2 separate regions of the Homo sapiens genome follow, and region 1 is linked to region 2. A link is an interaction called in ENCODE POLR2A ChIA-PET data of the cell type or tissue named here. Cell type or tissue: Panc1. All regions are shown on one strand. Links, peaks and the distances in the headings refer to the core of each region. The heading gives the core; the rest is flanking DNA.

What was found. Peaks named below come from ENCODE experiments on the same cell type or tissue, not always from the same donor. Only the 100,000 strongest peaks of a DNase experiment are listed, where the experiment ranks them.
Region 1: POLR2A ChIA-PET joins it to region 2 with 11 read pairs; 6 of 35 experiments call an interaction of 5 or more read pairs at or near these places.

The regions. Positions count from the first base shown.
Region 1 is chr2:201,032,955-201,049,686 of GRCh38, forward strand. It overlaps HYCC2 (hyccin PI4KA lipid kinase complex subunit 2), which reads right to left. Exons shown (of 13, transcript NM_001321623.1): 2 at 12,542-12,639. Among named protein-coding and RNA genes, the nearest start is that of HYCC2, 30 kb to the right of the region's middle. RefSeq lists enhancers at 9,714-10,225, 10,226-10,738. In Panc1, for the core only: no CTCF peak of the experiment used is centred there; no DNase peak of the experiment used is centred there.
Region 2 is chr2:200,936,481-200,953,212 of GRCh38, forward strand. It overlaps ORC2 (origin recognition complex subunit 2), which reads right to left. Exons shown (of 18, transcript NM_006190.5): 5 at 13,074-13,163; 6 at 6,205-6,297; 7 at 4,768-4,799; 8 at 1,426-1,486. Among named protein-coding and RNA genes, the nearest start is that of ORC2, 19 kb to the right of the region's middle. In Panc1, for the core only: no CTCF peak of the experiment used is centred there; a DNase peak (open chromatin) is centred at 8,491; H3K27ac peaks cover 1,243 bases.

The DNA.
Region 1 (16,732 bases), core at 4,085-12,084, 97 kb after region 2:
AATCAAGAAGTCTATGTTTTAGGAGAAATGTATAAACAAGTCATCTTTTAGCTAACTACAAGGCATTTGTTTTTTTTTTAAATGTATATTACTACTTTACTGAAAAGGGCAAGAAAAAACTACAATTGGTCCATTTTTTTTCAAATGTTCTCTAAAGAACATAAACTGCCTTTAGAAATCAAAAAGCTATTTGTATGTGTGTGTATGTGTGTGTGTGTGTGTGTGTGTGTGTGTGTGTGTGTGAGAGAGAGAGAGAGAGAGAGATGAGATCTCTCTCTGTTTCCCAGGCTGGAATGCAGTGACACAATCAGGGCTCACTGCAGCCTCACAGCCTTGACTTTCCAGGCTCAAGCAATCTTCACACCTCAGCCCCCTAAGTAGCTGGTACTATAGGCATGTGCCACCATGCTTGGCTAATTTATTTTATTTTATTTTATTTTATTTTATTTTATTTTATTTTATTTTTTGAGACGGAGTCTCCCTCTATCGCCCAGACTGGAGTGCAGTGGCGCGATCTCGGCTCACTGCAAGCTCCGCCTCCCGGGTTCACGCCATTCTCCTGCCTCAGCCTCCCAAGTAGCTGGGACTACAGGCGCCCGCCACCACGCCCGGCTAATTTTTTTGTATTTTTAGTAGAGATGGGGTTTCACCATGTTAGCCGGTATGGTCTCGATCTCCTGACCTCGTGATCTGCCCGCCTCGGCCTCCCAAAGTGCTGGGATTACAGGTGTAAGCGACGGCACCCAGCCCAATTTTTTTTGTTGTATATAGAGAGCGGGTTTTCCTATGTTGCCCAGATTGGTCTCACTCCTGGGCTCAAGCACTCTTCCCATCTCGGCCTCTCAAAGTGCTGAAATTACAGGCATGAGCCACTGCACCCAGCCAAGCCAAATACTTTTTAAAAAGCAACACAAATCTTTTAATTTGATATATACTTTATCAGAATCCCTGTCTGATATAGGGTCCAGAATATTTATTTTGGAAAAGTCCCTCAAGTAATCCTGATGACCATCCTCTAGTTTAAAAAAAAAAAAAAAGTACCATCTCCAGGCTAAATTACTATTTTAAATTCCTATTTGATCTTTCCTATAACCACAAATTTAGCACATTAAATATCTATAGTTTCCACCCATACCACTTAAAAAAATGACTAAAAATGAAATACCTTTAAATAGAGAAATATAGTGGTATTAATTATAATCATAACACATATTTCCCAACTCTATAAAAATACTACTAGTTTTAAGACAGTAATTTATTAAGTACTTTAAAAGACAATATGAAATAATATTTTATGAAAAAGAAAACAAAAAGCTTAACTAAATCTGGGTGCTTCTGTTTTGGGTGCATATATATTTAGGATAGTTAGCTCTTCTTGTTGAATTGATCCCTTTACCATTATGTAATGGCCTTCTTTGTCTCTTCTGATCTTTGTTGGTTTAAAGTCTGTTTTATCAGAAACTAGGATTGCAACCCCTGCTTTTTTTTGTTTTCCATTTGCTGGGTAGATCTTCCTCCATCCCTTTATTTTGAGCCTATGTGTGTCTCTGCACATGAGATGGGTCTCCTGAATACAGCACACTGATGGGTCTTGACTCTTTATCCAATTTGCCAGTCTATGTCTTTTAATTGGAGGATTTAGCCCATTTACATTTAAGGTTAATATTGTTATGTGTGAATTTGATCCTGTCATTATGATGTTAGCTGGTTATTTTGCTCGTTAGTTGATGCAGTTTCTTCCTAGCCTCAATGGTCTTTACAATTTGGCATGTTTTTGCAGTGGCTGGTACCGGTTGTTCCTTTCCATGTTTACTGCTTCCTTCAGGAGCTCTTTTAGGGCAGGCCTGGTGGTGACAAAATCTCTCAGCATTCGCTTGTCTGTATTTTATTTCTCCTTCACTTATGAAGCTTAGTTTGGCTGGATATGAAATTCTGGGTTGAAAATTCTTTTCTTTAAGAATGTTGAATATTGGCCCCCACTCTCTTCTGGCTTGTAGAGTTTCTGCTGAGAGATCCGCTGTTAGTCTGATGGGCTTCCCTTTGTGGGCAACCCGACCTTTCTCTCTGGCTGTCCTTCACATTTTTTCCTTCATTTCAACTTTGGTGAATCTGACAATTATGTGTCTTGGAGTTGCTCCTCTTGAGGAGTATCTTTGTGGCGTTCTCTGTATTTCCTGAATTTGAATGTTGGCCTGCCTTGCTAGATTGGGGAAGTTCTCCTGGATAATCTCCTGCAGAGTGTTTTCCAACTTGGTTCCATTCTCCCCGTCACTTTCAGGTACACCAATCAGACGTAGATTTGGTCTTTTCATATAGTCCCATATTTCTTGGAGGCTTTGTTCGTTTCTTTTTATTCTTTTTTCTCTAAACTTCTCTTTTCGCTTCATTTCATTCATTTCATCTTCCATCACTGATACCCTTTCTTCCAGTTGATTGAATCGGCTACTGAGGCTTGTGCATTCGTCACGTCGTTCTCGTGCCGTGGTTTTCAGCTCCATCAGGTCCTTTAAGGACTTCTCTGCATTGGTTATTCTAGTTAGCCATTCATCTAATCTTTTTTCAAGGTTTTTAACTTCTTTGCCACGGGTTCGAACTTCCTCCTTTAGCTCGGAGTAGTCTGATCGTCTGAAGCCTTCTTCTCTCAACTCATCAAAGTCATTCTCCGTCCAGCTTTGTTCCATTGCTGGTGAGGAGCTGCGTTCCTTTGGAGGAGGAGAGGTGCTCTGATTTTTAGAATTTTCAGTTTTTCTGCTCTGTTTTTTCCCCATCTTTGTGGTTTTATCTACCTTTGGTCTTTGATGATGGTGACGTTCAGATGGGGTTTTGGTGTGGATGTCCTTTCTGTTAGTTAATTTTCCTTCTAATAGTCAGGACCCTCAGCTGCAGGTCTGTTGGAGTTTGCCGGAGGTCCACTCCAGACCCTGTTTGCCTGGATATCAGCAGTGGAGGCTGCAGAACAGCGGATATTGGTGAACAGCAAATGTTGCTGCCTGATCGTTCCTCTGGAAGTTTTGTCTCAGAGGAGTACCCGGCCGTGTGAGGTGTCAGTCTGTCCCTACTGGGGGGGTGCCTCCAAATAGATGCAATAAAAAATGATAAAGGGGATATCACCACCGATCCCACAGAAATACAAACTACCATCAGAGAATATTATAAACACCTCTACACAAACAAACTAGAAAATCTAGAAGAAATGGATAAATTCCTGGACACATATACCCTCCCAAGACTAAACCAGGAAGAAGCTGAATCTCTGAATTGACCAATAACAGGCTCTGAAATTGAGGCAATAATTAATAGCTTACCAATCAAAAAGAGTCCAGGACTAAATGGATTCACAGCCAAATTCTACCAGAGGTATAAGGAGGAGCTGGTACCATTCCTTCTAAAACTATTCCAATCAACAGAAAAAGAGGGAATCCTCCCTAACTCATTTTATGAGGCCAGCATCATCCTGATACCAAAGCCTGGCAGAGACACAACAAAAAAAGAAAATTTTAGACCAATATCCCTGATGTGAACATCAATGCAAAAATCCTCAATAAAATACTGGCAAACCGAATCCAGCAACACATCAAAAAGCTTATCCACCATGATCAAGTGGGCTTCATCCCTGGGATGCAAGGCTGGTTCAACAAACGCAAATCAATAAAAGTAATCCAGCATATAAACAGAACCAAAGACAAAAACCACATGATTATCTCAATAGATGCAGAAAAGGCCTTTGACAAAATTCAACAACCCTTCATGCTAAAAACTCTCAATAAATTAGATACTGATGGAACATATCTCAAAATAATAAGAGCTATCTATGACAAACCCACAGCCAATATCATACTGAATGGACAAAAACTGGAAGCATTCCCTTTGAAAACTGGCACAAGATAGGGATGCCCTCTCTCACCACTCCTATTCAACATAGTGTTGGAAGTTCTGGCCAGGGCAATCAGGCAAGAGAAAGAAATAAAGGGTATTCAACTAGGAAAAGAGGAAGTCAAATTGTCCCTGTTTGCAGATGACATGATTGTATATCTAGAAAACCCCATCGTCTCTGCCCAAAATCTCCTTAAGCTGATAAGCAACTTCAGCAAAGTCTCAGGATACAAAATCAATGTGCAAAAATCACAAGCATTCTTATACACCAATAACAGACAAACAGAGCCAAATCATGAGTGAACTCCCATTCACAATTGCTTCAAAGAGAATAAAATATCTAGGAATCCAACTTACAAGACATGTGAAGGACTTCTTCAAGAACTACAAACCACTGCTCAATGAAATAAAAGAGGGCATAAAAAAATGGAAGAACATTCCATGCTCATGGGTAGGAAGAATCAATATCGTGAAAATGGCCATACTGCCCAAGGTAATTTATACATTCATTGCCATCCCCATCAAGCTACCAATGACCTTCTTCACAGAATTGGAAAAAACTACTTTAAAGTTCACATGGAACCAAAAAAGAGCCCGCATTGCCAAGTCAATCCTAAGCCAAAAGAACAAAGCTGGAGGCATCACACTACCTGACTTCAAACTATACTACAAGGCTACAGTAACCAAAACAGCATGGTACTGGTACCAAAAGAGAGATATAGACCAATGGAACAGAACAGAGCCCTCAGAAATAATGCCACATATCTACAACTATCTGATCTTTGACAAACCTGACAAAAACAAGAAATGGGGAAAGGATTCTTTATTTAATAAATGGTGCTGGGAAAACTGGCTAGCCATAAGTAGAAAGCTGAATCTGGATGCCTTCCTTATACCTTATACAAAAATTAATTCAAGATGGATTAAAGACTTAAATGTTAGACCTAAAACCATAAAAACCCTAGAAGAAAACCTAGGCAATACCATTCAGGACATAGGCATGGGCAAGGACTTCATGTCTAAAACACCAAAAGTAATGGCAACAAAAGCCAAAATTGACAAATGGGATCTAATTAAACTAAAGAGCTTCTGCACAGCAAAAGAAACTACCATCAGAGTGAACAGGCAACCTACAGAATGAGAGAAAATTTTTGCAATCTTCCCATCTGACAAAGGGCTAATATCCAGAATCTACAATGAACTCAAACAAATTTACAAGAAAAAAACAAACAACCCCATCAAAAAGTGGGCAAAGAATATGAACAGACACTTCTCAAAAGAAGACATTTATGCAGCCAAAAGACACATGAAAAAATGCTCATCATCACTGGCCATCAGAGTAATGCAAATCAAAACCACAATGAGATACCATCTTACACCAGTTAGAATGGCGATCATTACAAAGTCAGGAAACAACAGGTACTGGAGAGGATGTGGAGAAATAGGAACACTTTTACACTGTTGGTGGGACTGTAAACTAGTTCAACCATTGTGGAAGTCAGTGTGGCGATTCCTCAGGGATCTAGAACTAGAAATACCATTTGACCCAGCCATCCTATTGCTGGGTATATACCCAAAGGAATATAAACCATGCTGCTATAAAGACACATTCACATGTATGTTTACTGCGGCACTATTCACAACAGCAAAGACTTGGAACCAACCCAAATGTCCATCAATGATAGACTAGATTAAGAAAATGTGGCACATATACACTATGGAATACTATGCAGCCATAAAAAAGGATGAGTTCATGTCCTTTGTAGGGACATGGAAGAAGCTGGAAACCATCATTCTCAGCAAACTATCGCAAGGACAAAAAACCAAACACCACATGTTCTCACTCATAGGTGGGAATTGGAACAATGAAAACACATCGACACAGGAAGGGGAACATCACACACCGGGGCCTGTTGTGGGGTAGGGGGAGAGGGGAGGGATAGCATTAGGAGATATACCTAATGTTAAATGATGAGTTAGTGGGTGCAGTACACCAACATGGCACATGTATACATACGTAACAAACCTGCATGTTGTGCACATGTACTCTAAAACTTAAAGTATAATTAAAAAAAAGAAAAAGACTTGCAAATTGTTGATTAAAAAAAAAAAGCTTAACTAAAAGACAAGCGTATAAGGTCTTCCACAGAACCACATGCCACTTTTTAAAAATTATCCTTTATGTTTCTGGCCACCTTTGGTCTTTGTACCTGACACCTGGCATTCTCTCCCAGCTCTGTATATGGCTGGAATAGACTCAGTTCATGTATCACCTCCTTATAGAACCTTTCCCTATATACTTTAATCAGCTACCTCTACCTTCCTCCTCCCTCCAACCCCATTACTCTGCCCATTTTCTTCATAGCATTTAGCATAATCTGTAATTAACGTTATTTGTTTACTTAATGTCTGTCTTTTCTACTGGAATCTGTACTTTACAGGGACAGGCACTGTATCCCAAGTGACAGGCATATAGCAGGCATCCAATCATCTGTTGATTTTGAGCACCTTCAGCACTGACAGTGTTATTTCTGGCCATAACAAAACCTGAGATTTCTGTTTTCTAAGTTAAACTTTATAATTTTACTTGGAAAACTAAATACCAAATGGAAGTTAAATACCTTCTTCAAATATCGTCCAGAAATTTTTGACAAGTAGATGTTGTCCCAGATGCATGAATTAGTAACACTAACCTTGCCAAGGTTTGATATAAGAGACTGAATGATTTGGCAATTTTGTTGTCTTTTTTTCGGTCAGGCAATCTTCTACTGAGATAATTGTTCATTTCAAAGCTGTATCATACAGTGATATACAGCAGATATTTTAAACAACAATTAGGGACACAAATCCAATTAATATTTCAACCCCACATGGTGCCGCTAATACCAACTAACTGAATAAAAGAATACATAAAGTTAAATTCTAGAAATACCAAGTATAGATGACTACTACTACTTCACAATTTACTTGGCTGGTCGCTGAAAAGTTTCTTCAGACAAGTCACACCTCAATTTCTAAAAATATCAAAATGTGAAAAAAAAATGTGTCTTAAAAGTGAGGAAATAGGCTGGGCACAGTGGCTCACGCCTGTAATCCCAGCACTTTGGGAGGCCGAGGTGGGCAGATCACAAGGTCAGGAGATCGAGACCATCCTGGCCAACACGGTGAAACCCCGTCTCTACTAAAAATACAAACAATTAGCCAGGCGTGGTGGTGGATGCCTGTAATCCCAGCTACTTGGGAGGCTGGGGCAGAGAATTGCTTGAACCCAGGAGGCAGAGGTTGCAGTGAGCCGAGACCGCGCCACTGCACTCTAGCCTGGCGACAGAGTGAGACTCTGTCTCAAAAAAAAAAAAAAAGTGAGGAAATAAATTACTAGCGAGCCTATTAAGTATAAACATGGTACCAGGTGTTTCCTATATTTTATCTGATTTAACAACAGGTGGCACAATGTAGTGGTGTACAGCAGCAGTTCTCAGCTTTTTTTGGCCTCAGAATTTCTTTCATTAAAAAAGTTCATTTATTAATTCATTTGAAAATAAGCCTATTACATGTTAACATTTTAAGGTGAAAATTATGTTCTTCTAAAACAAAAACAAATTGAGAATAGCATTTTGTTGTTATTGCTTTTGTTTTTTTTTTTTTGTGAATCTCATAATTTTTTTTTGTTTGTTCATTTTTTTGAGACAAAGTCTCTGTTGCCCAGGCTGGAGTGCAGTGGCAAAATCTCAGCTCACTGCAACCTCCACCTCCCAGATTCAAGCAATTCTGCCTCAGCCTCCGAGTAGCTGGGATCACAGGCATGCACCACCATATCCGGCTAATTTTTTTATTTTTAGTACAGATGGGGTTTCACCATGTTGGCCAGGCTGGTCTCGGACTCCTGACCTCAAGTGATCCACCTGCCTCAGCCTCCCAAAACGCTGTGATTACAGGCGTGAGCCACTGTGCCCAGCCTCATAATTGCTTCTGCATTCAATCTGTTGCAGAAAAACCTCACTGTATATTTATGACAGAATGACAGTGAAGATGGCAAATACTGTCTTTATATTAATATGAAAAATAGTTTTGACCTTATGGACCCCCTTAAAGGATCCTGAGGATCACATTTTGATCACAAACCCTGGAGCAAGGTTGCCTAAGGTTAAGGTCACTTACTAGCTATGTTTAAACCCTTGTACCCTCTTACTAGCTATACTCAAACCCGCTGTCCCTCATTTCAAAACTGGGAATAGCGGTACCTACTTCATATAGTTTTTGTATACTTAGAACAGTTCTTATCACAAGATAAACATTACATAAGTGTTTGCTATAAGCATTATATAATCTCCATGATACTATGTCCTATGAAGTAGCTTGTTATTCTCATCTAATAGATAAGAAAATTAAAGTGTAAATGGGTGTGTGACCTATACAAGGTAACACAGTTTAAGTGGCAGAACTCAGATTTGAATCTAATGCCATAATTTTGAAATCTATGATTGAAAAAGGCACTATGCAATCTGGTCCCTGTCTTATGGTTCATACTACTCTCCCCACAGCTTTCTATGTTCTGGCCATACTCTCCTTTGAGTTTCTCTACAGCTTTACGTGCACCTTAACTCCAGCACATCTGTGCAGGCTGTTCCAGCCTAGAATGCTGTCCTGCTCCTGCTACTTAAGTGGCTGGCTCCTTCTGATCTTGTAAGTCTCAGCAGCCTTTCTGAACCACTTTATGTAAATAGCAGCTCTTCTTCCATTCCCCAGTATTTTCCATTCCAACACAAGATTTATTTCCTGCCTAGAACTTCGGGGTTTGTAACTTCTTTATCAGACCTCATTACTTACTAATTGTCCATCTCCCCACTGGATTGTAAATTCCAAGAGAACAGGGTACATTTTTGCATTGCTCACTACTATGCATTCAAAGCTAACAAAGATACTATGATTTCTGGATGTAAGACGGGTACTTAAAAAACATATATATAGTCAATGAACCATACTGTTTATATGTCCTCAGACAACTCATTTAAACCCTTTGGGCTTCAGTTTCCTACAATGATTAGTTATTTTCCAACTCTAAAATCCTAAAAATATATTTTAGTACCTTCATTTGAAAAATAGAATAGTCTCTCTCCCCCTCCCCCTCCCCTTTGCACGGTCCTCCTCTCCCCTTTGCACAGTCTCCCTCTGATGCCGAGCCGAGGCTGGACTGTACTGCCGCCATCTCGGCTCACTGCAGCCTCCCTGCCTGATTCTCCTGCCTCAGACTGCCAAGTGCCTGGGATTGCAGGCACATGCCGCCACACCTGACTGGTTTTCGTATTTTTTGGTGGAGACAGGGTTTCGCCGTGTTGGCCGGGCTGGTCTCCAGCTCCTGACCGCGAGTGGTCTGCCAGCCTCGGCCTCCCGAGGTGCCGGGATTGCAGACGGAGTCTCGCTCACTCAATGCTCAATGTTGCCCAGGCTGGAGTGCAGTGGCGTGATCTCGGATCGCTACAACCTACACCTCCCAGCCGCCTGCCTTGGCCTCCCAAAGTGCTGAGATTGCAGCCTCTGCCCGGCCGCCACCCCATCTAGGAAGTGAGGAGCGTCTCTGCCCGGCCGCCCATCATCTGGGATGTGGGGAGCACCTCTGCCCCACCGCCCCGTCTGAGATGTGAAGAGTGCCTCTGCCCCGCCGCGACCCCGTCTGGGAACTGAGGAGTGTCTCTGCCCCGCCGCCACCCCGTCTGGGAGGTGAGGAGCGTCTCTGACCAGCCGCCCCGTCTGAGAAGTGAGGAGCCCATCCGCCCAGCAGCCGCCCCGTCTGGGGGAGCCCCTCCGCCTGGCAGCCGCCCCATCCGGGAAGTGAGGAGCGTCTCCGCCCGGCAGCCGCCCAGTCCGGGAGCTGGGGGGCAGCCCCCGCCCGGCCAGCCGCCCCGTCCGGGAGGTGGGGGGCAGCCCCCGCCCGCCGCCCCGTCTGGGAGGTGGGGGGCGCCTCTGCCCAGCCACCCAGTCTGGGAAGTGGGGAGCCCCTCTGCCCGGCCGCCACCCCGTCTGGGAGGTGGGGGGGCCCCTCTGCCCGGCCGCCCCGTCTGGGAAGTGAGGAGCCCCTCTGCCCGGCCGCCACCCCGTCTGGGAGGTGTACCCAACAGCTCATTGAGAATGGGCCATGATGACAATGGCGGTTTTGTGGAATAGAAAAGGGGGAAATGTGGGGAAAAGAGAGATCAGACTGTTATTGTGTCTGTGTAGAAAGAAGTAGACATAGGAGACTCCATTTCGTTCTGTACTAGGAAAAATTCTTCTGCCTTGGGATGCTGTTAATCTATAACCTTACCCCCAACCCCGTGCTCTCTGAAACATGAGCTGTGTCCACTAAGGGTTAAATGGATTAAGGGCGGTGCAAGTTGTGCTTTGTTAAACAGATGCTTGAAGGCAGAATACTCCTTAAGAGTCATCACCACTCCCTAATCTCAACTACCCAGGGACACAAACACTGCGGAAGGTGGCAGGGCCCTCTGCCTAGGAAAACCAGAGACCTTTGTTCACATGTTTATCTGCTGACCTTCCCTCCACTATTGTCCTATGACCCTGCCAAATCCTCCTCTCCGAGAAACACCCAAGAATGATCAATAAATACTAAAAAAAAAAAAAAAAAGAAAGAAAAATAGAATAGTACTGGTTACAGAGAAATTCTGTAAACATATATTTTCTTTTTTTCTTTTTTTTTTTTTTGAGACAGAGTCTCACTCTGTTGCCTAGGCTAGAGTGCAGTGGCGTGATCTCAGCTCACTGCAAGCTCCGTCTCCCAGGTTCACGCCATTCTCCTGCCTCAGCCTCCCGAGTACCTGGGACTACAGGCGCCTGCCACCATGCCTGGCTAATTTTTTGTATTTTTAGTAGAGACAGGGATTCACTGTGCTAGCCAGGATGGTCTCGATCTCCTGACCTCGTGATCCACCCGCCTCAGCCTCCCAAAGTGCTGGGATTACAGGTGTGAGCCACCGCGCCTGGCCAAACATGTATTTTCTAACCAGGCACAGCACTCTTAGTACATAGAGATATCTACAGAGCACAGCTACAAATAGACTGCAAGCTATCTTTTATTTTTTGAGATGGGGTCTCGCTATCTTGCCCCAGCTGGTCTTGAACTCCTGGGCTCAAACAATCCTCCCACCTCAGCCTCCTGAATAGCTGAGATTACAGCATACGCTACAGTGCCTGGACTTGCAACCTTTCTGTTTATCTAACCATAAAATATAAAATTCTGAAGATCATTTCTCCTACTGTATATTACATCACCTGGTAAAAACTATACTTAAAAGAACTCAAGCTGATATTCCAGCATGCAGCTTAATTCAGATCCATACTGCCTTAGTTCCAGAATGTATAACAAAGAGGCTATCACAGAAAATGACTATCTTTATGATAACTATGACAATGATGACCTTTTTATTATTAATAGTATTACCATTATTTAGAGATGAGTTCTTGCTACATTGCCCAGGCTGGTTTTGAACTCCTGGCCCCAAGCAATCCTCCCGCCTTGGGATTAGAGCTAGGATTACAAGTGTGCACCACTGTACCAGAGATGGTAATGGCAACCTTTATTAGCAAGCCCTAACTACAACATAATGAACAAAATAATAAGCTGCTGGAATGTGATCTGAAGAAGGTAAAGAACTACTTGCAGGGAAGAAAACTCACAGTTTTTGTCCAAGCTCTCTAAGTACAATAATATGTGTCCTTGGGAAAGCTACTTAAGTAATCTCTGTCTTCAAATTCCTTACTTATAAAATGAGAATAATGCATGTCGCTATGACAAAGGTTTATTTTTAAAGATCTGATAAATCAACACACGTAAGGTCTTACTTAGAACAGTGACTGTACAACATAAGTCTTCAATGGATGCTTGCTACTATTATTATTATAGAAATATTATCAATATAATTATTTAATGGTTTGAACAATTTAGGAGGCATTTTTTTCCTTTATAGTACAGAGATTATTCATCCATTCTTTCAACTAATATGCACTGTGAATACCAATTACATGCTAGGTACCAAGTAAAATGTTAAAGATACAACAGTGAGCAAAACTAACTGTGGTAAGTGCTCTCAAAGGTTTCTTGTGGATCAAAATTATGGGATAAACCAAGCTATACAATTATCAGGACAACATATGAAATAGCCAGTGATGGTTTTGCTACTGCTAATTTTCAAACTTGACCAACAACTATGAAGATATTTCAAGGTGTAAGTCTAAAACTTAGGCATTTAAGACATACTATTAGTATAATTACCAAATTTCCTAAGGCAAAGCCCAGAGCTGCACTGACTAAAATAGGAAGCTACTTGTGGCTAGAGTCTCCTATATTGGACGGCACAGATATAGAATATAGCCATCATCAAAGAAGTTCTATTGGACAGCATCGATCTAGATGTAGCCGGATAATGCAATTATGCTGAGTAAATTCAATTCTTCAATAAAGTTTAGATAACAGAAAGGTTTTTAAAAAACACATTTATAAAAGGGAAAAACTTTCAAAATAGAATTCAAAGGCAATAATTAAGATGTCATTATGTTAGGTAAAACTGCTCAATAAATAGAAGCTATCCAGCAAAGATTACCAAAAATGCTAACATGTCTAATGATATAGAAAATTTATTCTTTATCCTTTAAAAAGTTAAAGTCTTAATTTTACCTGTATTAAGATCAGTTTTCTAAAGGAGGAGGTGGCACAGGAATTCGGCAGAGTTCAAGTGGGGAATTCATTTGTTAAGAGTTAAATATTTTCCAATTCTATAAAAAATAAAAATAGAAAACTGAAATATTGAGGTAATATTCTCAAGAATGTAATACAAAGAACAGTTTTGATAGGCATTTACAATATAGCTTATCTAATTTTAAGAAATAATTATAGATCCAAAACATTTCTGTAATAACTAGCATACTTGTATACCTTTATCAAACCTAATTAAAAAGCATTATTTTGAAGACAGAAAGTCTGAATTTTAATTTCAAATTTGCCATTAATTATCTATAAGACCTTGAGTAGATTACTTAAATTATCTGGAGCCTCACTTGCATTATTTGTAAAATTAAGTCCCTTCCAGACAAAAATTCTATGACTCTTTTGAAACATGTTACAGTGATTTTTCTTTCTCTCTCTCTCATACACAGACACACAAACACACAATCATTTTAAAAATACCCTCATTAAAATCGTAATATGCAGTATAAAACCAAGCTTAAATAATAAGTATCATAAGCTACAAAATTATTTTGGATGGGTTTCACATAACTGAAAAACTTATCTTTTTTAGAAAAGAACACAAAAAATGCTCTTACTGAATTTTTGGCAGAAAAACACATTAAAAGATTTTGTCAGAATCATTTTCAAATTGCTAAAATGGAGACTTTTCTTAGAAAGTAATAACTATTTTCATGTGTTTGCTGACTACATTATGCTCTACCTTTCTTTGATACAAAGAATACTGTGATAAAATTCTCTTAGAATTATTTTAACTGAAGATGTGTCAGGACCCCCTACTCCACCACAGCAGCTGACACTTTATCTCATACACTGGGCTTTCACATGTGAGTTTTGTTTTATGAGAAGGTTCTGCAGTGGGGGGGAAGAACTTGAAAAGGGCTAAGGGAGTATCTCTGGAAAGACACAAAAGAGACTGGTAGTACTTTGAGAAGGGGCACTTGATATCATGGAAATAGGGTGGGAAAGACTCTCTTTTTGTACCTTGGGAATTTTGAACCACAACCACCAAGATGACTGCCAAATTTTTGAAGCAGTCTATAGGCAGAATGGCTATGTGGGGAATCTCTACAGAGACAAATCTCCCACAGACTTCAGGGCCAAGGAGATAGATACTCAGTAGACTCTCAGTTTAAAAAGTGACAAAGAAAAAGGCCAAATGACAAGAACAATGAGTTTATTAAACTTTAAGACAACCCTAAAATAGCTCAATCCCTGTCTGGTTGAAGGTAATTAGGTCCTTACCAATTTGTGCAACAGAGAAAAATGTGATCCCTACTGGGAACACTGCATAGCACCTCTATGGTTCTTTCATATACAAAGTCTGGCACACAATTTAAAAATTACTAAAAATACAAAGGGATAAAAAAAGTGACCAATAATTAAGAGAAAACTAGACAAGAGAATCAGACTCACAGATAATTGTAAAATGAAGTTAACACACAAGGACAATTATTTAAAGTAATCCTGATTAATAGAAAATAGAAGGGGAAATGTACAAAACTGCTGAAGATGCAACATTTCACTAATGGATTAGGAACTACAAAAATAATTAAATAAGCACTCTAGAACCGAAAAATACAATATGTGAAATTAAGAACTCAATATAGAGCCCTCTCAGTGCAGCCGGCAGCACATCAGTCTCATAATCTGAAGAATTTAATATATTGGTCTTAGAGCAAATGAGACACAGCAGAATACAGGATGAGTAAACTAGAAGACAAATCAATAAAAAAATACCCAAACTGAAGCATAAAGGGAAAAGAATGGAAGAGAGAGGAAGGGGAAAGGGAAAGTAGTGAAAGGAGGAGAGGGAGAGGTTTAAGAGAAATGTGATGCACACTCACAATGTCTAATGTGTGTGTGTGTGTCACAGTTCTCATATATATATATATATATATACACACACACATATAAAACAGAAGTCCTAGAAAAGTAGATAAATTGATAAATGCAATATTCTAAGAAAGAATAACTGGGAGTTTTCAAAAACTGATGACAGAAATCAATCTAGAAATTCAGAACGCTCTGCCAACACCAAGCAGGACATATTAAAAGAAAATTCTACCCAGGATGCCGTAAACTAGAGAAGGAAGGGAAGAAGTAAGGATGGAGAAAAAAATCATAAAAAAGCAGCCATAGGAAAAAAAAAAGAGTTGCTCTTCAAAAAACAGTAAGACTCACAAATTTCTCAACAGAAACAACAGAAGCCAAAATATAATAGAATAACACTGTTAAAGGGCCAAAGAGAAAATAACTGCTAATCTAGAATACTATGCCCAGCAAAACTATCCTTCAAAAATAAAGGTGAAATTTTAAAATTTGCAAAAAAAAAAAAAAAAAAAATCTCACCTTCAAGCCTGTACTAAAAGAAACTTAAAAGGAATTATTCAGACAGAAGGAAATTATCCTAAATCATAAACATGGAAATGTAGGAAGAAATAAACAATATCATCCGCTCAGTTCTGGGGCATAAAAAATATATATATCGGGGTAAACAGTATAAGGAAATGTTAATAGTGACAGTTCAAAACAGTAACTGAAATGCCTTATAAGGTTTAAAGGTTCTAAGATTTTAGCAGTTGTGTGACACTAGTAATAGTAATAGTTTGTATTATACTGTAAAAAGTTAAAGAAGGAAGTTGTAATTTCTAGGATAACCATTACAACAAAATTATATACATATATCAAACAAGTTAGAAGGAAAATATAATATTTAATCTAAAAGCAGGCAAGAAATAGGAAAAAAAACCAGATGGGACAAATAGCAAATGACAGTAAGATTATACATATAAACCCAACTATATTAATAATTATATTACAGTATATAGACCAAGCTTGTCCAACTCACAGCCCAGGGAGGGCTTTGAATATGGCCCGACACAAATTTGTAAACTTTCTTAAAACATGATGAGATTTTTTTTTTGCAATTTTTTTTGCAATTTTTTTTTTTTTTTAAGCTCATCAGCTATCATTCGTGTTAGTGTATTTTATGTATGGCCCAAGACAATTCTTCTGCTTCCAGTATGACCCAGGGAAGCCAAAAGAGTAGATACCCCGATGTAGAAAAAATTCTTCTAGTAAAAGACGAATTTTGTCAGACTGGATTAAACAAGAAGCACAGTCCTTAAAAAAGACACACTAATTTCAGAGAAAGATTTAGAATTTATGGCAAGGATGATTATTAGAGATTAAAGTAATATTAATGAAGGGATCAATCCAACAGGAAGGTACCACAATCATAAACTTATATGTACCCAGTAACCTCAAAATACATAAAGCAGCAGGGCATGGCGGCTCAAGCCTATGATTACAGCATTTTGGGAGGCTTGAGCTCAGGAGTTCAAGACCAGTCTGGGCAACATGGCGAAACCCATTATCTACAAAACAAACAAACAAACAAACAAAAAAACAACAACCAGGGTGTGGTGGTGTGTGCCTGTAGTCCCAGCTACTTGGGAGGCTGGGAGGATCACTTGAGCCCAGGAGGTCAAGGCTGCAGTAGGCCATGATCATACCACTGCACTCCCACCTTGGCAACTGAGTAAGACTCTGTCTTAAAAAAAAAAAAAAAGAAAACAAAAACATAAAGCAAAAATTTGCAGAATTAAAAGGAGAAAAAGATAAAGCCATAATAATAGTTGGAGACCCACATCTCTCTCAGCAAATTGACAGAAAAAGCAACCAAAAATCAGTAAGATCTGAATGGTGCAATTAACAACCAACCAAAATGACTAATACAGAACACTGTAACTAGCAACTACACAATTTGAATTCTTTTCTTTTTTCTTTTCTTTTTTTTTGAGACGGAGTCTCGCTCTATCGCCCAGGCTGGAGTGCACTGGCGCGATCTTGGCTCACTGCAACCTCCGCCTCCCGGGGTTCAAAAGATTCTCCTGCCTCAGCCCCCCGAGTAGCTGGGAATACAGGCGCGTGCCACCACCCCGGTTTTTTTTTTTTTTTAATTTTTAGTAGAGACGGGGTTTCACCACGTTGGCCAGGGTGGTCTCGATCCTCTGACCTCGTGATCCACCCGCCTTGGCCTTCCAAAGTGCTGAGATTACAGGCGTAAGCCACCGCACCTGGCAAAAATTTGAATTCTTTTCAAAGACTCCCTGCATA
Region 2 (16,732 bases), core at 3,728-11,727:
GATGAAAAATGCTGGTGGCAGAGTAAAAGATAGGAAGAATCTGGGTCCTTAATGATACTGTTAAGTCACATCAACCATGGAACTTGCATCTCCATACTTGTTTTGATGTGAGATACTTAAATGTCTATGGCTTAAACTACCATTATAGAATTTTCTGTTGCTGCCTACTGAAAACGTCATACTAACTAATATAGCACTCAATAAATGGTACTTATGATTATAATTATTACTAATACATACACATACACCATCCCAGAGTTGATTCAAGAATTGTCTTTTTAAACAAACCACAACCTCATCCCTACAACTCCCCAGAAATAATATAGCTAGTTTTACATTTATCAAATAAGAATAAAGCCAGTTTCACACTAAACAGGCATAAAACTGTTTTTAAAAGCTAACTTCCAAAATATGAGTGAAAAAACTTAAACAAATCAGCATATTTATTCTGAACAACAGATATACTGCAGAGGATTATCCCAAGTCAGCATGTAACAAATGTAGATATTAAAAAAAAAAAGAAAAAAAAAGGCTTGATTTTGTGGGCATATATAGCTCAGCAGATTCAGGTGTGCATTGACTGCTGCTCGTGGTACATGCACAGTTAGAAGTGGTGGCAGGTACCAGAAAGTATCTCTACCTTCTTTACATGTATGCTTCCTCCATGTAGGTATATATGTTTTGTGGTGATTAAGAAGGAAGAGGGAAGTTCACCTTCTCTCTAAAAAACAACCCATATTTGGGATGAGGAGAAAACATAAGACATGGGATATAGTTGACATGAAATAACAATCACAACTATACAGATCTTTTACTGCTTTAATATACCAAATCATTTAGCATTACCAATTTTATGGTGATTAAAAATACAGTTTTAACAACTCTATGAAATCCATACCTTGAAAAGAAAGGGCTATGAAGTATGAAGCCCTGATGTTAGGCTGAATTTAACAATGTTGACTAATACTATTATTGTCAAGGGTCAACATTATGAAAGGTGTTGACATCTTCCTGATATATAAAGGTCCAGTCATTTGCCTCAAAGTTCAATATTCAAAAATCTGAAACGATTTTTAATTTCCTAGAAGGCAGAAGCCATGTCTGTTTACTTGACTTTGTTTAGCATTCAGTACAACTATGAATATTTAATATTATTTCATTATAAAATTTCCAAATAAATCAATAGAATAATTTCCAAACTGTCTCAAAACAATTAAAAGGCATGTTATTTCATTGGAAAGACCTTTTAGCTGACTTCAATATACACTGACTACAATGTGAAAGACATGGTGCTAAGTGTTGCAACTAAAAGCCAAAGATTCAAAACACCAAGCAGTCTAAGTCTAGAACCTATATACTTAACTATTATTGCCTCTTGTTTAGATGCTACTTTTTATAAAAAGTCATGTAAAAACAAATACGTACCTATTAATCTTTTTCTTAGACTACGAGGTGCTGTTGACAGAAATTCACTTTTGTCATTGTTCTGTTTAGAAATAGAAAAAGCATTAAATAATAACATGGAAATTAATGACTGATCTGAGTGAAAGAGGCTAGAAAAAAAGAAAAATATTTTGCTTTCAATAGACTGCATTAGAACTAGATGAGCTTAGTTCCTAGAACTAGAAGATTATGACAAATGGGTTCAAACCATTCTCCTGCCTCAGACTCCCAAGTAGCTGTGATTATAGGCACGTGCCACCACACCCAGCTAATTTTTGTATTTTTAGCAGAGACAGGGTCTCACCATGTTGGCCAGGCTGGTCTCAAAACTCCTGACCTCAAGTGAACCGCCCACCTTAACCTCCCAAAGTACTGGGATTATGGGTGTGAGCCACAGCGCCCGGCCCAATGGAGTATTTTTTTAAAAGATAGTATTATGTAGCAATCATAAGTATGAAAGGGAACGGGCACCCCTATGTATATGGCAATGGGCCTTTTAATGTGCTAGAAATTTACTGGTGTTAAAGTATTACATTCTTTGAGGAGAGAAGGAGAGATTTACACTTTCTTACTTTCTGTATTTAAAAAATTGTAACTTTTTGTAGGAGTACAAAGTCTGTTTTTTTATAGAATACTTTAATACCATAAATTGTTAGCACATTAAAACATCCACTGTTATATACCTGTAAATTTCTAATAGTACTGATAAAAAAGTTAAAGTACCCTGTGATTTTGTCAACATGACAATATGACAAAAAAATTTAAGTTTATTGTCTTGTGATAGATTGCTGGTGTCATTAAAATCTGATTTGATTTTAAGAATAGTACTCTAGGCCGGGCACAGTGGCTCATGCCTGTGTAATCCCAGCATTTTGGGAGGCCAAGGCGGGCAGATCACCTGAGGTCGGGAGTTTGAGACCAGCCTGACCAACATGGAGAAATCCCGTCTCTACTAAAAATACAAAATTAGCCGGGCGTGCTGGTGCATGCCTGTAATCCCAGCTACTCGAGAGGTTGAGGCAGGACAACTGCTTGAACCTGGGAGGTGGAGGTTGCGGTGAGCCGAGATCACGTTATTGGACTCCAGCCTGGACAACACAATGAAACTCTTCCTCAGGGGGAAAAAAAAAAAAAAAGAATAGTACTCTAATAACTGAGCTAATCCCTTACCAATGGAATTACAGTATGTCTCAAATTTTTTGATCAAGATCCTCAAAAATTTTTACATTTTGTCATCTTGACCCAGTACACGTGTATATATAACTAAAAAAAATTATAAAACAGAAATTTAAAATTCTGTTCTACTTCATTTGTTAAAAATGCAGTTTATGTCCTATTAAACTGATTTCAAGATTGAGTATTGAGATAACTTATATATATCTACACAGCTTAAGTCTGAGAATTCACAACACCTGTGTCAAAATAACCACTGCAGAAAATTCCTGCTCAAAAAGACAAGACTAATAAATAATTTTTTCCTACTTGCTATAGAACATTTCTGCAAACTAATCTCTCTTGACAGTTTGCTCATTTGGGCAAACTGTTCTCCCTATCAGGACAACAGATTACTCCTAGGGCAAACAGCTTATCTTATCAACAGTTTAGTTATCAAGATACACTTTAAGACACGATCTTCACTGTGTCTACCAATCCTAAAATATCATGTCCCTAACTTTGCCCAATCCCAATCAGTTTACCATTTTGAAAAACCTGCTTTAAGCCACTTGAGCCCAGGATCCCCAAGCCCGATACATATTTTCTCTTGAACTTGCTTTTCTAAGACAGTACACTAAGATTCTGTCACAACGATGTTGTCTCTTATTGTGATAGGTAGCTTTGTTTCATCAACAGGTTTTTCTGGTTTTTTGGGAGAGTTGACAATATCTTCTAATGGGTTATAATCTATAACTTGAGAAAGAATAATCTAAATTCTTGATTAGATTATGGCAATGAGTTTTTTTCCTTTTATAGTGATAGAACACACAAGACATAAGAAAAAAGCATTATTAAAGACAAATGAAAGTCTGGCATGTCTAATCCCATACCTAGACTTGTCTAAATAGGACATTCCTGCACAGGCCATAACCATGGCCTTAAATGTCTATACTGACTGTGGAGACAAAAGTTACTCCATCTTGGATGCTAATCCATCACGTTAACTTCTGATTAGCCCCAGTCTCATGAATGCCTCCTGATTCCTACTTTATGTACTGCCTTCTGTGAAAGAACATGTCAACCTTGATATTATCACACAAATTACTGGCTACAATGCATATAGCATTCTTGCCCTCTTGACAATTAAAGAGGGTTGCCTTTAATTATCTTGCTGGAACATGTATACCCTTTCCTTATGGTAGGTAAGCCGTGGGTCTGGGGAGTAACACTGCAGAGAGCTACCTGTCTTGTGGCTGCCCAAGACCATGCTTCTGTCTCTAATAAAATACCCTTTACAGACAAACTAAACTTGTCTGCCTTGTCCTTTGGTTTCTTGGCTCCTTTGGCATTTGGGGGATGCTTTGCATATATGGCCCTTTCATGGAACACTCACCACTTGAAAAGGCATAATGAGAAAATTATACCACAAAAACACAAAGGAGGCCAGGCGTGGTGGCTCACACCTGAAATCCCAGTACTTTGAGAGGCCCAGGTGGATGGATCACTTGAGGTCAGGAGTTCAAGACCGGCCTGGCCAACATGGTGAAGCCTTGCCTCTACTAAAAATACAAAAATTAGCCAGGCGTGGTGGTGCACACCTGTAATCCCAGCTACTCAGGAGGCTGAGGTGTAAGAATCACTTGAACCTGGAAGGTGGAGGTTGCAGTGAGCCGAGACCACGCCACTGCACTCCAGCCTGGGCGACAGAGTAAGACTCCGTCTCAAAAACAAACAAACAAACAAAGAAAAAACCCCACAAAGGAGGAGATAAAAATATAGAGTAATGGATCTAATGCATCTTGGGATCAAACTGCACAACACTGCCCTCTTCCCCCTGCAAAAGAAACAGAACATGATACATAAAAGCAAAACCCCAAACATTTTCAGGCCAGCTACACACAGCAGAAAAAGCACAACAGTTGGGTCTGGGAGGCCTGGCTTCATTTTCTAGCTGTTCTCCTTCCTAGTCAAGTGAACTCACACAAGTCACTTTACCTCTCTGAACCTCAAATTCTCCACCTATAAGTTAGGTATTTAACTGCCAAATATCTGTAAATTACAAAGCACTATATAAATTAAGAGATCAATTTTTTCATTGAATTTCTGGCAATTTTTCATCATGTCTTACTTTGTAACACTAAGGCTTTTGCTTTTTAGTCAATTGCTTACCTTCGGTTGAACCTTGTCTGAAGCAGAATGGCCTAAAGAATGAAACAAAAAGCCATGACTTACTACGGACACTTCACTTTTCATTGTGGTCTAGTTTCATTAAAAGTAAAGTTTGCCAGGCATGGTGGCTCACATCTGTAATCCCAGCACTTTGGGAGGCAAGGCAGGAAGATTGCTTGAGGCCAGGAGTTCAAGACCAACCTGAGCATCATAGCGTGATCCTGTGTCTATTCAAAAAATTAAAAATTAAAAAAAAAAAAAAAAAGCAAAGTTGCAGCTTCTACATAGAAGCCACCACATTATTACTGAATTATAAATTAATTCCATCTCCACCGGAGGATTATCACTATTAGTTTCATGATTACTCACATTTTTAACAGCTACTTCCTGCATTTCTGTAGCATTCTAACAAGAAAAACGGAGCCCTTTTAAATTTTGATTATTGAAAAGTACAACTGTCCAGGAGCGGTGGCTCACGCCCGTAATCCCAGCACTTTGGGAGGCCAAGGCAGGAGGATCGCTTGAGGTCAGGAGTTAGAAAACAGCCTGACCAACAGGGTGAAACCCCATTTCTACTAAAAATGCAAAAATTAGCTGGGCATGTTGGCAGGTACCTGTAATCCCAGTTATTCAGGAGTCTGAGGCAGGAGAATTGCTTGAACCCAGAAGGCAGAGGTTGCAATGAGCCAAGATCACACCACTGCACTCCAGCACTCCAGCACTCCAGCCTGGGTGAAAAGCGAGACTCCTTCTCAAAAAAAAAGAAAAAAAAAAAAGTACAATGGAGCCAGACACAATGCGGTGTGCTTATAGGCCCTGTTACACGAGAGGCTGAGGCTAGAGGATCACTTGAGCCCAGGAATTCAAGGCTTTAATAGTGTGCTGTAATTGTGCCTGTGAATAGCCAATGCACTTCAGCCTGGGCAACATAGCGAGACCCTGTCTCTAAAAAATGAAAAAAACAGAAATGTCGGCAAGTGACATTGGTGTTCAAAAACAAAAACAAAAATATAAATAAAGAGCAACGAAATGTACACTTTTTAATCTAGTTAGAATGGATCATTCAAAAACAGCTGCTCCACAATCTGTAAGACTTCCAAACTCCAAACGCCTTATTTCATATAGTATTTCCCAAAGCCAAATCTTCTATAAATAATTGGCTAACTCAAGCACATGACAACAGGACTTAAAGACTATTTCTGGTTAACCCTGTCAATTTGCACAACTTCAGTTAGCACAGATATTTTTCCCTCTTACTGACTGCTAAACACGGGTATACTAAGGTACATGAGTTGAAATATTAATTGCATTTTGTTGAATGAATTTTCAGAAAAGAAGAAAATATATATAAAAATTCACAAACAAGGAAAAAAGTAACATGCTCTATCTTGAAGCAACTATGAAAATTCTTTTCAAAGAACTAATGTAATGTCTTACCCTTGCTACTTTGAGGAACGTTTATCGTAATCTCAGGATCATTCTTCAAACTGAATGAAACACTTTTTTGTGGTGTTTTTGCTAGTTCTGAAGCTGTAAACAAAGAAATATATAAAAACCTTTTAAAGGACAACAGTAGATAAAGAGGGAAATAACCTTATTACGCTTACAAAAATTCTTTAAAAACCTCTGTTACTTTTATCAGAAAAATAATCCTACCCATATTAGGAGTAATACTGCTTTCACCTTTATTAGCTGTCTTCCCAGAATCTTCAAATTTTCCTTCATATTACCCACAGATTTCTTTAAAAGAAAATACAAATAACTAACTTTGACCTTGCTGCTTTCTCTAATTACCATACTCTCCTCTCCATCAACCACTTATGTTCCTTTCATTTCTTACCATATATAGTTGAGGCACATCTTTGATGGGGGGTGAGAAAGAAGGGCCAGAAAGTGAGATCTAAAATCAAGTGAAAACTGTGCAGAGTTAAAATTATACTTTAAAATCTTTTAAATCTTCCATAAAGTGTGAACAGTTTATTTTGTGCCAAAAAGTCTATAATACATATAAATAATACATAAAATAGAGTGTTGAACAGATGGCCATTTCTTCAACCGAGAATAAATGGAATAGTGGTCTTTTGTTTAGGGGCCATTTTATTTTTACTTTAACAATTTTCTTTCTCTCGCTTTTTTTTTCTAAAGACCAAAGACCAAATCACTTATAATAGAGGCCATTTTAAATAAAAAAATATAAGTGTTATCTTTAATGATGCTCTCACACTCACACCATGAGAGGCATGTGGAAAATGAACCCAAATGAAGAAACAGATTTACCTTTTCCAAGTTAACTCTCACACTGGGACACTGTTCACTGAGAAAAAGGGCACATACCAAATTAACTGCTTTTTTGCTTTTTTTCTCTAAATGGAGAAGGTGTAGTTAAATTTGTACAAGTGAAAGCCATTTTACTGGCTCCTAAACCTTTCTAACCTGCCCCCATTTTTATCCTCCAGTCTTGAAACTGACCCAAAATACTCATAACAATCTCTACAAATGAATTGGCTGCTTCTTCTTCCTTAATCCCTTCGGTCTTCTATATGATTCACTAAGTTTTTTTTTTTTTTTTAATCTTCCCTTGATATTAATTCCTCCATTTGAGTCTTATGACATTATCCTGGTTCCCAAGCTACTGGTTGTGGTTATTTCATCTCTTCTTCACTGTCCTCAGCCTCCTCAACATTCTAGGCATACTTAAGGCTCAGTCCTTGCTCTTCTCTTTATGTCATTTTTGGATTAAAGGCTGATTCACAGGATAGGGAAAAAACTTCATATGAAAAGAAGCAACAAAAGCAACTTAGCTGAGATCATTTTGGTGTTATACTGAAACATAAAAATGCTCCACCTGATTTTAAATAACTATTAAACTACAAAGGAGCCAGGGAGAAAAGAATAAAAAGGAAGAATTGAAGAGGATTAAGAACAAGATAGTCTCTTTTTTTTTGAGATAGAGTCTTGCTCTGTCGCCCAGGCTGGAGTGCAGTGGTGCGATCTCAGCTCACTGCACCCTCTGCCTCCCAGGTTCAAGCAGTTATCCAGCCTCAGCCTCCTGAGTAGCTGGGATTACACATGTGTGCCATCATGCCCACCTAATTTTTTGTATTTTTAGTAGAGCGGGGGTTTCACCATGCTGGCCAGGCTAGTCTCAAACTCCTGACCTCGTGATCTGCCTGCCTTGGCCTCCCAAAGTGCTGGGATTACAGGTGTGAGCCACCGCGCCCGGCTAAGATAGTCATTTTTGTGAGCACACAGAGATAGGCAGACATTCCAACACCTCTTGGATGACTCAACATGTCTAATAAGCACCAGGCACAATGCCTAGTACAAGTACCTGTCGCCCAGGAGTACACTGGCGTGATCATGGCTCACTGCAGCCTTGACCTCCTGGGCCCAAGCAATCCTCCCACCTCAAACTCCCAAATAGCTGAGACCACAGGCGTGCGCCACTATGCCTAGCTAATTTTTAAATTTTTGTAGAGACTGGGTCTTCCTATGTTGCTCAGGCTGGTTTCAAACTCCTGGCCTCAAGTTCTCCTCCCGCCTCGGCCTCTCAAAGTGCTAAGATTACAAGCATGAGTCACCACGCCCAGCGGTGAATCACTATTTAACACATAACTTTGTGTTTAGTTATGACTATGAATGGCAAAAAGTTACAGTGTTTCTTTATGTCAGGGGTCAGCAAGCTATAAGTCTATGGGGCCAAACCCAGCCTTTCCACTTGTTTTAAGTACAGCTTTATGTAGCCACACCATCCATACGTATTGTCTGTGGCTGCTTTTCAGCTACAACAGCCAAGTTCAGTAGTCACAACAGAGACTGTCTAGCTCACAGAGCTGAAAATATTTACTGTCTGGCCCTTTACAGAAAAAGCTGGCTGACCTTTGCTCTGTATTAATCATCTACATGCACACTTTCAATGCATGTGTACAGTTTTTATTCTTTTCTTGCTCCTATGTCATATTTGTTTTTGATGATATTAAATGAAATGTAATGGCATGGCTGTTGACTCTATTAATAGAAAATTAGACCTGGACATGGTGGCTCAAGCCTATAATCCCAGCACTTTGGGAGACCGAGGTGGGTGGATCACTTGAGTCTAGGAGTTCGAGACCAGACTGGGCAACATGAAGAAACCCTGTCTCTACAAAAGAATAGAAAAATTAGCCAGGTGTGGTGGCGTGTGACTTTAGCCCGAGCTAAAGGGACACTGAGGAAAGGAAGCTGAGGCAGGAAAATTGCTTGAGCCTAGGACATGGAAGTTGCAGCAAGCCAAGATTACACCACACGTTCCAGCCGGGGCAATACAGTGAGACCCTTAAAAAAAATTATGATATTATTTGTGGGCTTGCAAAAAAAAATAGGGCATAAATTTTGTATCTTTATATTCATTATTCTATTAATTCATCTGTATTGTATTTTACACAATAAACTGGTCTCTGTCTAATGATAGCTTTAGATTAGTCTATTATCTGGTCCTATCTAACCAATCTATTTTCTAATTTTTTTAAAAAGATACTTATTTTCTTTTACCTCATTTATATTTATCTGCTCCTCTGTTGATGAACATTTAGCTTGATTCCATATCCTGGATATTGCAAAATAATACTGCAATGAACACGGGAGTGCAGATATCTCTTCGACATACTCATTTCATACCCTTTGGGTATATATCTAGTAGTGGGATTGCTGGATCTCAATCTATTTTTAATTTACCCATTTATTTCTCCAGCCTGACTGAACTCCTCACTTTCTTCTCTACCTGGTACTTCTACTTTTGCTCTTTTGTTTACATTTATTTTCTTACTCTAGATACATTCTCTGTATTTTACAAAGCCTTCCTATCTAACTTATAGTCTATTTCTAGCCCTATATCTTGGTTAGCCCAATTATATGAAAATCTATTTTTTTTTTTAATTTTTTTTTATAGAGACAAGGTCTCACTAGGTTGCACGGGCTGGTCTCAAACTCCTGGGCTTAAGTGATCCTCTTACCTTTTCCTCTCAAAGTGTTGGGATTATAGGTGTGAGCTACCATGCCTGGACAAAATCATCATTTATACTCAGAATAACATATGATTTTCTGGCAGATCATGTTATTTATTAAATATTAAGGCATTCTATTTTACTGATATATTTAGATGTAAACACAATTAGCAACAATACTTAATGAGTCAATGAAATTCATTAAAGAGCATCATAACTAAACAAAGATTATAGAAAGTCTGATCAGTCTGTTAAACTGCGTTCCTGAAATTTCATGGTCATAATAATAAAGACGAAATATCTATAAAACTATCTTCTCATGACTTTAAAATGTGTATTTCTTTCAGATATGATGACAGAAATGCGCAGAATGAGGATAATATTCCAGTTTTATGCAGTGCTTACAAATACAACACATTATCATCTTTAAGTTATGAGCATGCTAATTCTCCAAATGGAGAACTACTACTTGATTACTCCTGTGAGTTCTATTTCACTTTACAATAATAATTCTCCTCTTTCTCCAGTGGTATTTCTTTGTCCTGCACCATTGTCCTAGGGTTTCATTTTGGTCTTGCTGTCTACTTTATCTTTCTAATTATTACATCAGCATTTCTTCTCTGGTTTCTCAGTGCTCCTATACAGGATTCAGTCATTTTTATAGATTTAAAAACTTAATTTCTTGTTTTTTCAGATGGAGTCTCTTTCTGTCACCCAGGCTGGAGTGCAGTGGTGCAATCTTGGCTCACTGCAACCTCCACGTTCTGGGTTCAAGTGATTCTCCTGCCTCAGCCTCCCAGGTAGCCAGAATTACAGGTGTGTGCCACCACACCCAGCTAATTTTTGTATTTTTAGTAGAGCTGGGTTTCACCATGTTGGCCAGGCTGGTCTTGAACTCCTGACCTCAAGTGATCCACCTACCTCGGCCTCCCAAAGTGCTGGGATTACAGGAGCGAGCCACCGCGACCAACCAAAAAAACTTAATTTCTTGATGTAGATAATAAATACTAAGAAACACATCAATTAATGTAAATTATTGTATGTACCATGTTATGTTCAAAATCAGTAATGTATTTAATGTTACACATTTTAGAAAAACTAAACTGATTTTGGCAACTGATTAACTTATATTCAGAAATACAGGTTTTATAATTACTTCTCATATATTCCTCATCAGTGTCAACATTTAACATATTTTATTTTTACTTGACCTTGAATGTTTACATGTGTCATTGGCTACAGTGATTGAATAAAAACAAACCACTGAAGAAATATCCATAGGTGTTTTATAATTATACGTTATAAGCCCTCTTTTTCAACTATTACATTTACCAGGTGGATAATTATTATACTTTTGTTCCTGACTTTTTGGTATTTCCAAACTTTGTATTTATATACCTTTATAATTTTCAAAGTGCTTTCACATATATTATTTCCCTTCCTTACTGCTTTCAAAAATGATGACCCCCTCATACCACAAGATCGAAATACAGTGCCATCTGATTTTTTTGTTTTTGTTTTTTTGAGACAGGGTTTCACTCTGTCACCCAGGCTGGAGTGTAGTGGTGTGATCATGGCTCACTGCAACCTTGAACCCCTAGGCTCAAGTCATCCTCCTGCTTCAGCCTCCCAAGTAGCTGGGACTATAGGCATGTACCACCATGCCTGGCTAATTTTTTAATTTTCTTTTTTTTTTTGAGACTGAGTCTCGCTCTGTCGCCCAGGCTGGAGTGCAGTGGCGCGATCTCGGCTCACTGCAAGCTCCGCCTCCCGGGTTCACGCCATTCTCCTGCCTCAACCTCCCGAGTAGCTGGGACTACAGTCGCCCGCCACCACGCCTGGCTAATTTTTTTTTTTGTATTTTTAGTAGAGACGGGGTTTCACTGTGTTAGCCAGGATGGTCTCGATCTTCTGACCTTGTGATCCACCTGCCTCGGCCTCCCAAAGTGCTGGGATTACAGGCGTGAGCCACTGCACCCAGCCTAATTTTTAAATTTTCTGTAGAGACAGGGTTTCGCTATGTTGCCCAGGCTGGTACTGAACTACTGGCCTCAAGCGATCCTCCTGTCTTGGCCACCCAAAGTGCTGAGATTACAGGCATGAGCTACCATGCCTGGCCTGAATTTTGAAAAATAATTGACAGTTTAATTTTAAGGTTATATGTAATTTATTACAGCTTAGTTCTCTGAAAATCAGCAACTGAAGTGTTAATTGGTATAGGTGGTAACTCAAGTAAGAAAAATGTTAGAAGACCATTACTAATAACTTTATATAAGCATTTTTCTGTAATATAAACAACATTTTTCCATATACAGGGTAAAACTCTGGGTTTTTTTGTTTGTTTGTTTTTTGAGATGGAGTCTTGTTCTGTCACCCAGGCTGGAGTGCAATGGCACAATCTCGGCTCACTGCAACCTCTGCCTCCCAGGTTCAAGTGATTCTCCTGCCTCAGCCTCCTGGATAGCTAGGACTACAGGCACGTGCCACCACGCCTGGCTCATTTTTCGTATTTTTAGTAGAGACGGGGTTTTACCATGTTAGCCAGGCTGGTCTCAAACTCTTGACCTCAAGGGATCTGCCTGCCTCCTGCCTCAGCTTCCCAAAGTGCTGGGATTACAGCCGTGAGCAACCATGCCCAGCAAAACTCTTATTTATTAATCAATTCAGAATATCTCTATGTGATTCTCACTTGTTACTTCAAAAAAATTTGTGAAGAAACTAAGCTATGGCCGGGCATGGTGACTCATGCCTGTAATCCCAGCACTTTGGGAAGCCGAGGTGGGTGGATCACTTGAGGTTTGGAGTTTGAGACCAACCTGGCCAACATGGTGAAACCCCTTCTCTACTAAAAATACAAAAAAATTAGCCGGGTGTGGTGGAGCACACCTGTAGTCTCAGCTACTCAGGAGGCTGAGGCAGGAGAATTGCTTGAACCCAGGAGGTGGAGGTTGCAGTGAGCCGAGATTGCACCACTGCACTCCAGCTTGGGCAACAGAGTGAGACTCCACCTTTAAAAAAAAAAAAAAAGAAACTAAGCTACATATTTTGGAGAGGACTAAAGAAAAACAAAGACTGTGCACATACTACAAGAAGCTTATAATCTAGCTGAAAACAGAAGACATCTGAGCATGAAAAAAACAAATGAACTTAATTGTGCTTAATATAACATCCTTCTTTTAGGGAACGTCTCATTATTCCCTAAACCATAGGGAATCTCTCTTCATTCTTTTAGGAAATGTAGTGGTATAATAATCATGGGGAATGTGGTTAAATCTACCTTAGGAAAGATGAGTAATAGTTATAGAAATCAGAAAAGCAACATACCTAATTTAGCCATCTTTTCAGAGTGTTTTCTATTCTGAAAAGAATAAACTTTATTTCCACCACCTGTAGCAGAGCCATTTTTCAATGATTCTGAAAGAAAAAAATGCAATATACATTTAGGAAAAAAGAACAAAATTAACAGAAAAAAATTTTAACAAAAAAACTTAAGATTTGTACCCCTCATAGCCTTGCATAAAGATTTAACTATATTTATATATAAAATATTTGGAAATACATAGTAAAGAAAACAGGCTATGAAACTGTTTATATAAGTTTTAACATGCTATTCAAAGATACACAGACATCTATGTAAAAATACAAAACCATAGCAAAACCCCAGATTAGAGGGATATGCATTCAATTCCTAGTAACAGTTGTCCCTGGGAAGGGAGGACTAAAGGGAGTTTTTTGGTTATATTTATTTTCTGAAGCAAAGATGAAAAGTACAATTGTTGAGGTTGAGATTTAAACAGCTGTTTTATGGTAGAAGCTTTCTTGGCCGGGCGCAGTGGCTCACACCTGTAATCCCAGCACTTTGGGAGGCTGAGCCAGGTGATCACGAGGTCAGGAGATTGAGAGCATCCTGGCTAACACAGTGAAACCTCGTCTCTACTGAAAATACAAAAAATTAGCCGGGCATGGGGGCACATGCCTGTAGTTCCAGCTACTCAGGAGGCTGAGGCAGAAGAATTGCTTGAACCTGGGAGGCAGAGGTTGCGGTGAGCAGAGATTGTGCCACTGCACTCCAGCCTCGGTGATAAAGTGATAAAGTATCAAAAAAAAAAGCTTTCTTCACAGATCCTGACTTAACTGACATTCTTCAATCTCCTCTTTAAATATCAACTGCTACCTACAACACAGTGAACATTCATTTCTAGTATCCTACTTTCTATCACAGCAATTTCCAACATGTGGCCTGAGGGTTGCTAGGATCCCTGAGGTCAAAATTACTTCGTAATAATACTAAGACATTAATTAACTTTTGACTCTCAAACAAGAGTGTACAGTGAGGTATGCCAGAGACGACATGATGTGATAACAAGTTACCATATTGACTAATGGAATGCGTGAAGAAGAAAATCCAGTTGCCTTCAATGAAGCCAGACATTAAAAATAGAAAACAATGCCCTCCTCATTAAGTTATTGAAAGTTGTTTTCATTTAAATATATGTAATTTTTGTCAATACTTAATGGATTTATTAGAAAATGGTGTCAAACTTTCCAAAGTGTGTGCTCATCCTCCTTATTAAGCTTTCCTAGTGATCTGTATTTCCACCAACGCTTGGTTTTATCCAAACTCCTTAATCTTTGTCAAACAATGGGTATAAACTGAAGAGAGGCGTCTTAAATTTGTATTTCCTTAATCATTAATGACACTGAACATTTTTTTACAGGTTTCTTCTCAGAAAAAATATCTTCTTTACGCTGTGGCTTGTCTTTACACTCTTTTTATGGTGTCATTTGAAGGAAAGTGCTGGTTTCTTATAAAATAGACTTTACACTAGTCTTTTTACTGTCTCCACAGTTTTGCATTTTCCAGAATGTCATATAGTTGGAATCATACAGTATGTAGCCTTTTCAGATTGGCTTATTTCACTTAGTAACATACTTTTAAGGTCCTTTCATATCTTGTTCATGGCTTGATAGCTCTTTTTTATTTAAGTGCTGAATACTCCATGGTCAGGATGTGCCAGTTTGTTCATCCATTCATCTACTGAACGACCTCTTTGTTGCTTCCAAGTTTTGGCCATTGTGAATGAAATTGCTATAAAGGTCCACCTGCAGGTTTTTGTGTGGACATAAGTATTCAACTCATTTGGGTAAATACTAAGAAACATAACTACTGGATTATATAGTTAGAGTATGTTGAGTTTCATAAGCAGCAGCACAGCTGTTTTTCATGGGGCTGCACCATTTTGCATTAACTAGAGATAAATGAGTTCTTGCTGCTCCACATCCTAATCAGTATTTGGTGGTATTCGTGTTTTGGATTTTGGCTATTCTAATAGGTGTATAGTGGTATCTCATTTTGTTTTAATTTGCAATTCCCTAATGATATGATATTGAGCATATTTTCATATGCTTATTGGCCATCTGTTTATTTTCCTTGGTAATAAAGAATAAAAATAGATGGCAAATAAGCATATGGTATCTGTTCAAATACCTATTTGCCTATTTTTTAATTAAATTGTTTTCTTATTGCTGAATTTTAAAAGCTCTTTGTATATTTTGGATTAAAAGTCCTTTATCAGACATGTCTTCTGCAACATTTTCTTCTAGTCTGTAGTCTTCTCACTTTCTTGAGAAACAATGAATTTTAATTAGTTGAATTTGTCAATCTTTTCTTTTGATTACATATTTTCTAAGAAAACTTTCTGTAATCAAGACCAAAACCATATTCTCTTATATTTTTGTCTAAAAGCATTTACAATTTGCTTTTCATGTTTAAATAATTAAGGTAATTAATCTGTTTATAAAGGGAGGTAGAGGGCCTTTTTTTTAAAATGGGAATATACAATTGTCCCATCACCATTTACTGACCAGTTCATCACTAGCCCAGTGATCTGCAATGCTACTTCTACAGTATATCTAGTTTTCATATATGCACAAATCTATTTATGGAGAACTTGTTACTGCAATGATAGAACTACAACTAGAATATATAATTAGAATATAGAATGTATAACTATATATTTATATAATTTATTTATTTATTTATTTTTTGAGACGGAGTCTCACTCTGTCGCCCAGGCTGGAGTGCAGTGGCACGATCTAGGCTCACTGCAAGCTCTGCCTCCTGGGTTCATGCCATTCTCCTGCCTCCACCTCCCGAGTAGCTGGGACTACAGTCGCCCGCCACCACACCCGGCTAATTTTTTTTGTATTTTTAGTAGGGACAGGGTTTCACTGTGTTAGCCAGGATGGTCTCGATCTCCTGACCTCATGATCCACCCACCTTGGCCTCCCAAAGTGCTGGGATTACAGGCATGAGCCACCGCGCCCGGCCTATATAATTTATTTTTGTCTGAATGTCAAATATAGACAAAATATAAACTTGAAAAAGTTATTAACTAAAACAACTGGTTTTAAATAAGGTGAGAATGAGAAACTGTAAAAGATTTAAGAGAAAATTTGAGAAACATGAAAGCCTACTACACTCAGATAGCATCAAAAGTATCATTAAGTTATCAGTTTATTGGAAGAAAATGAAACTGGAAAATTCCAGTTGATGCATTATGGATATGATAGCTTAAAAATTAAAAAAAAAAAAAGCAGGCTGGGCATAATTGCTTACACCTCTAATCTCAGCACTTTGGATAGGCTGAGGCTGGCAGATCACTTGAGCCTAGGGGTTTGAGACCAGCCTGGTCAACATGGTGAGACTCCACCTCTACAAAATATACAAAAACTAGCCAGGCATGGTGGTCCGCACCTGTAGTTGCAGCTACTCAGGAGGCTTAGGTGGGAGGATCACCTGAGCCCAGGGAGGCTAAGGTTGCAGTGAGCCTTGATTGTGCCACTGCACTCCAGCCTAGGTGACAGAGTGAGACCCTGTCTCAAAAAAAAAAAAAAAAAAAAAGGCAATACTGTTCAACCAGCTGATCTCCAACAAACTTACATTCAAAGACTCAAGTCCTACATCAAAATCAATCACTACT